Regions from separate parts of the Mus musculus genome. Here region 2 is linked to region 1. The links are chromatin contacts, found by POLR2A ChIA-PET in ENCODE. All regions are on one chromosome and are shown on one strand. The core of a region is the stretch at or near the end of the contact, and the rest is flanking DNA. Distances in the headings are between cores, read along the strand shown.

Region 1 (5,519 bases), core at 2,765-5,264:
AAGAACACTGACTGCTCTTCCAAAGGTCCTGAGTTCAATTCCCAGCAACCACATGGTGGCTCACAACCATCTGTAATGAGATCTGATGCCCTCTTCTGGTGTGTCTGAAGACAGCTACAGTGTACTTACATATAATAATAAAAAATAAATAAATCTTTAAAAAAAAGAAGTGTTTACTCCAAGAATAAACTAACACATTGAAGAAAAAAAAAGACCGAGAAGGCTAAAAAGGAAACATGAGATTAAAACTGAGATTTAAAGCTATAGCCAAACAACAGCTATATGTCCATGAGATGTTGTGTGTTCTTTGGAATAAGACTATACTGAGTTCATCAGGGATTTATTTTAGATCCACTCCTTGGCAGTTAAGAATTTCTTGTATATATGATGCCGATTAGCAAAATCCCAAGATTCAGAAGCTTAAAAATCACAATCATTTTCTTAGCATTTCCACAGTTGAGAGAATCAGTGTGGCTTAGTTTATGTCTCTGATTCAGGTGTCTTGAATGTATTCAAGACATCAAAAGGATCGAAGCCTGACTGGAAGTCTCAGCCAAGGAAGGGGATGTGCTACCTAGCTCAGTTCCATGGCTGCAGGCCTCAATCCTTCACCAAGTTTCCCCACACAATACCTGACTTCCTTTGTGGGGGGCAAAAGGCAAAAGAGCAAGAGAGATGATGTGTGCCCAGAGCCTGGAGCCTTTTCCTTATCCAATCCCAGGAGGGAAAGACAGCATGTCTGTCTTACTGTGTTCTATTTGTGAAAAGCAAGGCAGTCTAGCCTGCATTTCCGAGGAAGGGAGACAGAATGTGGCAATCCAGGGTCAAAGATTATCAGAGGCCAGTTTATAGGCTTCGAGCTTCAGTTTAAAGAACATTTGGTCAGGTGATCCAGGCCATTCCTCAAATGGCAATTGTTCCTTCTTCTTGTGCGGTTGTTTCCTCTGAATTGAAACATTCTCTCAGAGAGGTTTACTAAGACTTTTTCTTTTTCTTCTTTTTTTTTAAACTAAAACTCAGGAAGCTAATAAAACTTAGAAGGCTCGGAAAGCTCATGAAAGTTACAAGATTCACAAGGCTCCTTCTCGAGCTTGTAAAAGCTGGAGCATGCAGGCTCTTCTGATCGCTAGCTGTGCACAGAGCTCCACTTGCTCTCCATCCCGGGATGGGCTTTTTAGTGATATCTCTGTGCCTCCCGTGCTTCTATAAGTAACACTAATGGATCACCAAAATAGGCTTGGGTGGAATTATTTCCACCATAGATACCCTATGTGGAATGAACAGATACTTGTTCACATTTCAAACTTGGGGACACACCATACCTATGCTATTCAGGGGGTGGAAGATTTGGGGGAACTTTAGTGATATTTGGGGGTGCCATTGTGCCCATTTCTTGATACCCAAGGCAAGTCACAAAGGCTTGTGTAGAGAACTTATCTGGCACACAGGTATGTATTTGGGGGAGCAGTTTCTCAAAATGTGACCCTTGACCCTTCCTCACCTTGTTCTAGAGCTATTGTGAAGTCTTCCAGAAAGAAGGAAGAAATGAGTGTTGGCAGTTGTATTGGGGTCCAGGTAGAAAAACCATCAGCCGGGGATGGTATTTTTTTTTCAGGGTTTATTTTAAGTGTATGAGTACTTTGCCTGTGTGAATGTATGTGTGTTATTTACATGCCTGGTGCTGATGGAAGTCAGAGGAAGGCATCTGATGCCCTGGAACTGATATTCTGGACAGCTGTGACCCACCATGTGAGTGCTGGGAACTGAACCCTGGTCCTCTGCAAGAGCAGCAAGTACTTTGTTTGTTTGTTTGTTTGTTTGTTTGTTTGTTTGTTTGACACAGGGTTTCTCTAGGTAGCCATAGCTGTCCTGGAACTCATTCTGTAGACTAGGCTGGCCTTGAACTAAAAGATCTGACTGCCTCTGCCTAGTGAATGCTGGGGTTAAAGGCGTGCACCACCCACTGCCTGGTTTAACCGTCTGAGTCATCTCTCCAGTCCTTGAAAAGTCTTGCTTAAGTTCCTGTTTGCTGAGTTTTCCTCGGTTCTCATTTCACGATGTCCAGCTCTGTTAGCACCACAGCCGTGGTCAGAGCACGTACTCCAGAAATGTCCTGGGGAGGGAGGGGACTCGGGGGGACAAGGAAATGTGTGCATGGGTCACATTCCCTTCAGCAGCTCTTCTGTGCAGTCCCAAGAGCAGAGACACACAGGTACGGAGAGACAGACATGCAGATATAGATGAAGCAGCCCAAATAAAACCAAGAGCGCCACAAATACTTGCTCAGAATACCCCTCTGCCACACCACTGAGCTGTCCTAATCGACAAAGCATCATTGACTGCCTGGATCTCTGAAGCAGCTTCCAAGCTGGCCAGTGCTATTCATCCATCTATCCATCCTGCCACTGGATTATCTTTCTGGACAGCAAATCTGTGAAGGTCAAGAGGCCTGCCAAACTGATCTTGGGGAAAAGCCAAGCCCTTTGGATGCTCTCCAAGACCCTAAGTACCTACTCTCGTTTCATCTTACCTCCTGTTTTGGCTCCAGTCATACCACAGGCTGTTACAGGTACCTACCATGAGACTATGATGTCTCTGCATCTAGCAGCTCATTCATGCAGACACTTCCACAAGGAAACATTCTCAAATTGCCCTCCCCAGTCTGGGAGAGGTACCCTGGAGCCTTGGTCAACACATTTCCCTCACAGGGCTGAATTACAGGTGCTTATCTTCTGTGTACATGGGGGGAAAAAAAAGGACACTTTCTGAGGGGTGAGGTCAGTTAAGACTATGGAATGGACCTAATGTCAACTCTGGCATGGAAAGCAGGATGCCCTGGCCTGGAAGGAAGCCAACTTGGAGGTACAGAGCATCCCTCGCTCTGGCCACGCCCTCTTATCTCTGCGCTCTGGTTACCGAGGGAGCCGCCATCCTTCAGCGCTCTCGGTAGCCCTCTGATCGATGATCCTTCTCTCGGGCCTCAGGTGGTCAGGGGAAAAGCACCATGGAGCAGGTGCTGCGTGAAATTGGATTCTGAAAGATGAGTTGGAGTCTGGCCTCAGAAATAAAGTGTGGACATGTGTGTGCCTAAGGCAAGGGGGTATATTAAAGCATTCTCTTTCCCAGTCGTTGTTTCCCGCAGGCCTTCAATACAGGCTCCAAAGCTATCTGGCGACCGTGATGTCTCCTCTCTTCATCCCCGCCCCTAGGGACACCCACCGTGGCTCTCTAGGCACGCTTGAATGAATGGGGGAGGACCCATGCGCATGAATGAGCGCGTGTGTGAGCGAGTGTCTAGGCTAGCCAGTCCGCAGATGAGTGAATGGCGTCCGCGCCACTTCGGCCCAGGGGCGCGGGCGAGGGTTCCACTTCCCTTTCCCGCCAGCTGGTGGCCTCCAGAAGGTGGCAGAGCCGGCAGCGGCCCGAGCTGGGACGGCCGGGGCGCGGGATGGTGGGGGAAGGGGCGTTCCCGGCGGCCGCGCCTTCCGCGGCTATTGGATTAGTGGCCTTCAGGGATGAGCTCAGCCGGATCGGCTTTCAGCTGCAGCCTCCGGGCCGGCCGGGAAGGCGGGGAGCGAGCGGCCGTGGAGGAGGAGGGGGAGGCGGCGGCTGCAGCATCCAGAGCTGGCCCTGGCGGTCGGCGCGCCCGGCGCACAAAGGCGCTCAGCCCCTGGGGAAGGCAATGAGCGCACAGCTGCCCGGGCCCTGGCCACCACTGCAGCCCTCGCGGCGTGTGCTCAGTGCTCTAGGGAAGAAACCCGGTGCTCCGGGGACGGGCGGCCGAGGTGCGGCCCGTGTGCCCTGAGCGCGGGACTCGTCGCTCTCCAGGTCAGGCGCCAAGCTTTAGGGCCATCAGGGCAAGGGCTTCCGCATCTCGCTGAGATCAGCGCAGTGGGGCACTTCACTACTCGGGACCGGACCTCGGCGGCCTCTCCCGAGCGTCAACTTCTCCAAGAACGTCCCTAACTCCAGGGCACCCTGCGGAGCGAGAGGGCGCTGCCGCCGGATACAAGTCGAGAGGACGCGCCGCTGGTTGAGAAGCAGCAGCCAGCATCCGCGGGGTCGCTCGGGCGCCCCTGCGTGGGCGGCAGTGGCAGCAGACCTCTCTCCCGGGAGTCCCGGACCTGCCAGCGCTGGGGATTCCTCCCAGGCAGGCGCTCGCCCTCTCTTTTATGGTAAGTGTTCTCCAGCTCCTGCTAAGGGGTGATCGTCCGCCAGTACCGGTCACACTCGGTGCTCTTGGGGGACTCTCTGGTTCCGGTCCGTGGGAATGTCTCTGTGAATTATGGCATTCCGAACTGGTTGGTTTGCGCCCAGCCTCGGGCGTTGCGTTGAGGTCAGCCTCTGGTACTGTAGGTTTGAAACCGCTGCTCTCCCTGTAGTGGAGACAACACACACAAATTGAACCCAGACTCAACCGACTATGTTCCGGTCGTATATCCGTCACTCTCTGGGGTGACCTTGGGCCAGGTGCCACAACCACGGTTTCCTCATCCATAAGATGGGGGTGATAGTGTGCCCTTTTTTACTAGAGTGTTGGAGGAACTGCTGGGGTGGTGCGGAGACCCGCGTCTGGCATTCAGAAAGCACTTAGATACTAACTAGCGTTATTAGCCTTGTGAGTCCAAGCACATCATCCAATTTCGCAGAGCTGCCTCATCTGAGTGGCGAGGACTAATTTCTGGGGGTCTGCTCGTCTGTGGCTTTTGGAGCTGTGGGAGTAAAGCGTCTAGCACTCAGCAGCCGCTGGTGGTGATTGTTCGTCTCCGACGCTGGGGCAGGGAAGACTGATTGCCGGGTCCGGGAGTCGCTCGCGCACGGTTCCCAGCCTGGCTGCGAGACAAACTTGGAGAGAATAGGTGGCTCCGGATTCTGCTCTGGGAAGCAGGGAGGAGGAAGCCAAAGCCCGGAGTGCGGCAAATAAGTCCAGGAAAAACAAGGGACCCCAAACTCCCGGCTAGAAAGGCCCAGGAAGTGTGATTCCCACCGCCCCGTGGCCAAGCGAGAGCTGCTGAGTCAAGAAGAGAGAAGAGAGCACGTTTGTGTGGCTCTATCTAGAACTTTCAGTCCTGCAGTCCCGGGCTTGGATTTGAATTCGGCTTTCAGCTCCATCCCGCGGTGTGACCTTGAGCGATTCTTCTAAGGTCCGCTGCTCTGTGCTTCCCCTCGCCCTCCTCCCCTCCCCCTTTCTTCCCCTTCTCCTGGTTCCTCTCCCTCCCTACTCCAGGAATTGGTGTGAACATCTCTTATCCTTCCATTCATCTGCCCCTAACAGTTGTTGAGCCTATCTAGATTTAGAAGAGATAAGGGGAAAGTTCACTTCCCACTGTGCCCTGTGGAAAGCGACTAACCCCTGAGGCTTCCTGTCTGTTTCCTCACTTTGGCACCTCTGTCTTTCAACTAAAGCCTGCAGTTTCTATTGCTCAGGGTGATGGAGGATCTTTCAACCTCGCTGCTCCACTCGCTCTCCCAATTGGTTTTGGGCTGCCCGATAAACCCTCTATGCAGAACAACAAAAT
Region 2 (5,227 bases), core at 128-2,627, 93 kb before region 1:
GTCAGGCTGTACTGGGGGTGAGTTGGGTAAGCCCTGGGCCAAGGACTTTGGTTGCAGTGCCCCTCCCCCAACAATAATAATCAGATAAGGAACACTCTGCACTGCTGAAATGCTTTAAGTAATTTACACACTCAGTCCTTTACAGTGGCATGGACATTTGCAGTCTGTACGTTTTGTAGGAATTTAGTTGCCGGACAACACGGAGAGAGCTAAAGCAGTTAGAATTTTGTCAAGTTGTGCCCGTAAGTGGCTCTGGAAAATTTCATGTGGGCTGGAAAGGGTGATGGGGCCCCTGCAAATGGAAGGGCAGTTTTATGGGGGAGGGGGATGAAGAGAAAGAAATAATGAGATATATTTCTGTTCCTTCTGTGTGATTAGCATATTGATATCTATTTATTTTATTTTGACGATTCATCTGTACCTTGCAAATAAGCAGTTAACAAAAAATTGAAATAATGGCCATTTTCTAGAGAAAGAAAACTTTCCCTAGTCCAACATATACATGTAAGAAATGTGTTGATTAGTAAAATAAGTAGCTGGTTTATTCCTGTAGTAAACCTTCACATTTTAATCTACTTGCCTTTTATTGAACACTTTTCCCTCATGTGACTCTACCTTAGACCTGTCAGGAATTCTCCGTCAGCATTCCATCTCAGGAATGTTCCACAGAGTGTGGACCGCCTTTAATCCCTTCACTTGGGAGTCTAAGGCTTGCACAGGTCTCTGAGTTGGAGGGCAAGCCCCAGAGAGCAGCCAGGGTTGGTCTCAAAGTGAGATTTTGCATCTCTTTCCTGACCAAAAAACAAAAAACAAACAAAAAAAAAAAACCAAAAAAACCCGATTTATCTCGCCACTCCACAACAGATCCCAATTTAACGCTTATGTTTAATGATCATGTTTAATGCCGTGCTGTTTGTGAGAGTGCAAGCGAGTATATTCGCACAAGTGATTTCCAAGGCAAACACGGGGAAACAGAAAGGCTCAGTTCTAAACCCAAAAACTTGCTGTGGCCCTGGGCCGCTAGGGTTTTATCCTAGATCGTCAAGAGCCGGCCAGCGCAGGTTAAGTGGCGAGGGCTGAGCGACCTGCTGATCAGCGCATCGGATGAGAGTGCGAGCCGACCCACTACGCACCAGCAAGCATTCCCGTCCTGCCCCACGGCCCTTCATTGAAGAGCCCCCTGGGCGATCACGTGAAAGAGGCGTGCGAACCTCGTGACGTCACGCGGCCTAAGCCAATAGGAGCTTCTGTTTATGTAGGGACCTCCGACTCCTCACGACTCTCACTGCGCAGTCCGACGGAGCTCGCTGGAGCAGGAACCCCGTGGGGTGGGTTCGCGGGTGGCCTTCCGCAGCGGCGGCTCCGCCCACTCCCTTGCGTCCCCCTTCTTGGCCCTCGCCGCTGGCCGTGGCGGCCTGCTGGGTCCGCGTCCCGCCTCTACTCCCGGAGGACATGCAGAAGAGAGAATGAGCCAGAGGGACACGCTGGTGCATCTGTTTGCCGGGGGGTAAGGTCGCTGGGGCGCGCGGGCTGGAGGCCACGGGCCTGCGAAGGCCACGCCGAGCCTGGGCGGGGGCAGGGCGTGAGTCGCGGCCTAGCTCGTCCGGTACTGCGCGACAGCGGAGGCACACGGACCCGGACCTCGCGGAGGAGGCTCGGCCATGGCGACAAAATGGGAGCAGGCTCGGCCTCCCCGTCCCGCACGACTGGGCCTCACGTTGCCCACGTTCGCGGGCGACCTTGTTTCCGGCCGCCGCTGCGCCTTTGCTGCTGGCCGGCGTCGTAGCCGGCGGGGAAGGCGTTGCAGTGCTCGCCCGCGGTGCGCAGAGGTTATTTCCAGCTTCGGAAAATTTTCTCTCCCTTGCCTGCCCCGGTTTGCGGGAGATGGTGCAAAAGTGGCAGTGACTTTGAAATCAATCAATCTCTCTTTCTTTTCTTTTCTTTTCTTTTCTTTTCTTTTCTTTTCTTTTCTTTTCTTTTCTTGAGATGGGAAGGCAACCCCCTCCCCCCCCCCCCCGACCCTTCAGCACTGCCTGCTTTGGAGAAGGGGTATGGATGGTTTGAGAGAAGGCGACTACTAAATGAAATCATTATATATGTGTACAGGATTAGTGTGGAGCCCGAAGTCTGGTTTGCTGATCCCCCAGCTACAGCCATTTTGCTGAGCCAAGTTTGTTCCTCCATTCGATATGTTCCTTCCCAGTTATTTAGAGAAATAATAGAGCAACGTTAAGACTTTTACCTGCAAGACTATAAAGTTGTCACAAAAAATCGCTATGGTGAATTAACTTTTTAACCTATATAACAGAATAAAGTAGTATTTTAAAGTTTGGTGGTTTGATTCTTGGATCAGCCACTTTAAGGGATACATACATATATGTATGCATTCTTTGCATGGTTGTTTGCTTTGAGTTAATGTGTGGAGATTCTGTTGCCAATATGACAGTACTTTACATTGTTGTCACACATTTCATTCAACATTTATGATTCACCAATTTTGAACGGTCCACTATTCTGCCATTAAAGCAACTACTAATTTTATGAGGAGCAGTTTGCCTTTTGTGTTTCTAAAATGCTTCCTGCCAGTAAAGGGCTAATTTAATTTCTGCAGTACCTGTACTTGGCACCTGCTAGTCAAGTTCTCTGCCACTGGGCTCCATCCTCGGGCCCTTAGAACATTTTTTTTTCTGTTGTTTTGTTTTTGTTTTTCGAGACAGGGTTTCTCTGTGTAGCCCTGGCTGTCCAGGAACTGACTCTGTAGACCAGGCTGGCCTCGAACTCAGAAATCCGCCTGTCTCTGCCTCCAAAGTGCTGGGATTAAAGGTGTGTGCCACCACTGCCTGGTCCCTTAGAACATTTTATTAATCTCTCTTTCCCTCTCTCCTCCCCCCTCTTTCTCCGAGTGTGTGTGTTGGGGGGGGGGGCGGAGTAGGAGAAAGTAAGGATAGCATCTTGTAGTTGGATTTCTACTTGTAGTTAGATCTTCTGAAAGTTAGAAGACCATAGATGTAGTTCAGGTTGGTATTTTAATTTGTTTTGAGTTAAGAAATAGAAGTCTTTAATCACTTCTCCTGTAGAGCAGAGTTGACAATGGTCTCTTCTAGAGCCCTTGCGTGGCTCCTTTGTTATTCTTTGTCCAGGCATATGTGTGTGTGTAAGTTTTGTTAAAGCACATGCATGTGTAGGATATAAATGTTAGTCTGAATGTGGATTTTTCCAGTTGTACTAGGACATCACTGTGTTTATAAACACTTGTGAAGTTAGGCCATTCTATGTAGGCTTTTTGTTTCAGTTGAGAGCTGGAATGGAGAATTATTATGTACGGGATTCAAAAATATCAGTTCATTTCTTCCACTTCTCAAGAAGTCTAGTACGCACACAGTAGTAGAATGTTAAATGGGGCAAAGTACGTGTGTTGTGACTTCCCCTCCTTCCCATTGCATCTCATATTCGTACATAGTGGTTCCATATGTACATATACTCTGTAGAAGCAGTGTTAGGTGATAGCAAAGGGCATTTAATCAAAATACAGAAAACATACAGATGTCAAGACAAATACCCTAAGTTCAAACACTTTCATGCCTGTAAAATGAGGACTAAGTTATTGTAGACGTCTTGACAGTTACACAGTACATGAATTCTGTTTTGTGTAATGTTCTGGCAGTGTTGTATGTACTGAACATAGATAGATAGAGTTCAGGTGATGTTGGTAATGTTCTTAATTGAACATGTCTAAGTTATATATCAAAATTGTTTATTTTGGCAATAATTTAGTGTGTTCTTCATAATTGCTAGGTTTGTTTATTGTGATAGAATTATATACACTAGGAGTTGTGAAATTCACCGTACTACAGGAGAGGTGTGTCTTTGTAGGCTCTCTATGCCTGGGCTTCCTCACATACAGTTATTCTTTGGATTATGCTCAGTATACCTTAAAAGAACCAAGAGTAACCTTTCATAGTGGCATTTACTCTTAGGCCAGGGTTTTCTTAACACGGGAGCCTTTGAGTTCCTTTCCTGATAACTAAAATAGTGTATACTCAGGTGGGCTCATCAGGGTCCCAGAAAGATTTGGGGCTGTATTGTTAAATAGGAACGTTTGATACAGACCAGCACTCGTGCTTACTATAAGTCACCCTTTGAGCTCATTATGCCTTTGCCAGAGTTAATATTCAGAATTTATAAGGTCATTGGTTGGGTTAATTAAGTTACAGAGGCAAATCATCACGTAATTAAGGTTTAGTTTTCATTGTACTTCAGGCACACATGATACAAAACATTTGTATGCATCAAGTAAAATAAACCTTAACATTAAAATTTTATATATTTATGTCTGTGTGTAGATACTCATGTGTATTTGGGTGTATATGTATGTGTGTGTATATATATATATATATATATATGTACATATATATATAAGAACCCAAGCAGGCCAATCCTGGAACTGATCCCTGATCCTCTGCAAGACCAGTAAATACTTTCCTATACTTTGCCACCGATGTCTCTTCCTCCTTTTCCTCTTCTTCCTCTTCTCCTCTTCCCTTTCTTTCTTCCTTCCTTCTTTTCTTCAAGGCAGGGTCTTTCTATGTAGCTGTGGCTGTCCTGGAACTCAGTATGTAGACCAAGCTAGCCTAGAACTCAGAGATCCTCCTGCCTCTGCCTCCTCAATGCTGGGATTAAAGTTATTGCTACCACAACCTGCCCAGTAAATGCTCTTAACTATTGAGCCTTGTCTACAGATCCATCCTGCAAAGACCTGTTGGGCTGCTATAGCAAAACACCATAAATCAGGTGGCATCTAAAAAGTTAGCATTTATTTTTTCCAGTTCTAGAGACCAGATGTAGTGATGGCAGATTACATGCCTTCCTGGTGAGGCTGTGTTTCCTCAGACTCCATCCCCACTCTGACCTCAGATGGTAGGAAGAGCTGGCTAGCAGGGTCTTTTATGACACCAATCCCAAACATAAAGCTTTGCCCTCAATATCTAGTCACTTTCCCAAAGCCCAGCTACTGTTACCTTAGGTAGTAGGATTTGAACCTATGAATGGCAGGGACGTTTTGAGACATAACCCCTGTGAGAATTCGTTCTAGTGGATTGGAAAACCAGGAGAATTCTTAACTATCAAAACAGTATTCTTGTTGTTGTTTTTGTTTTTTCTCTTTGGTTTTTCGAGACAGGGTTTCTCTGTGTAGCCCTGGCTGACCTGGAACTCACTCTGTAGACCA

Evidence for each region. ChIA-PET counts read pairs that join two places held with the same protein, here RNA polymerase II (POLR2A).
Region 2: POLR2A ChIA-PET joins it to region 1 with 10 read pairs in Patski. The contact joins the promoter of Slc25a36 here to the promoter of Spsb4 in region 1. POLR2A ChIA-PET finds 5 or more read pairs at or near these places in 3 of 5 experiments (Patski and embryonic stem cell).

The regions. Positions count from the first base shown.
Region 1 is chr9:97,016,850-97,022,368 of GRCm38, reverse strand. Spsb4 (splA/ryanodine receptor domain and SOCS box containing 4) reads left to right here and starts at 4,014. Exons shown (of 3, transcript NM_145134.3): 1 at 4,014-4,175. Gm16010 (a long non-coding RNA gene) reads right to left here. Exons shown (of 3, transcript XR_871043.3): 2 at 4,603-5,519; 3 at 154-4,376.
Region 2 is chr9:97,107,191-97,112,417 of GRCm38, reverse strand. It overlaps Slc25a36 (solute carrier family 25, member 36), which reads left to right and starts at 1,377. Exons shown (of 7, transcript NM_138756.4): 1 at 1,377-1,507. The coding sequence starts at 1,467.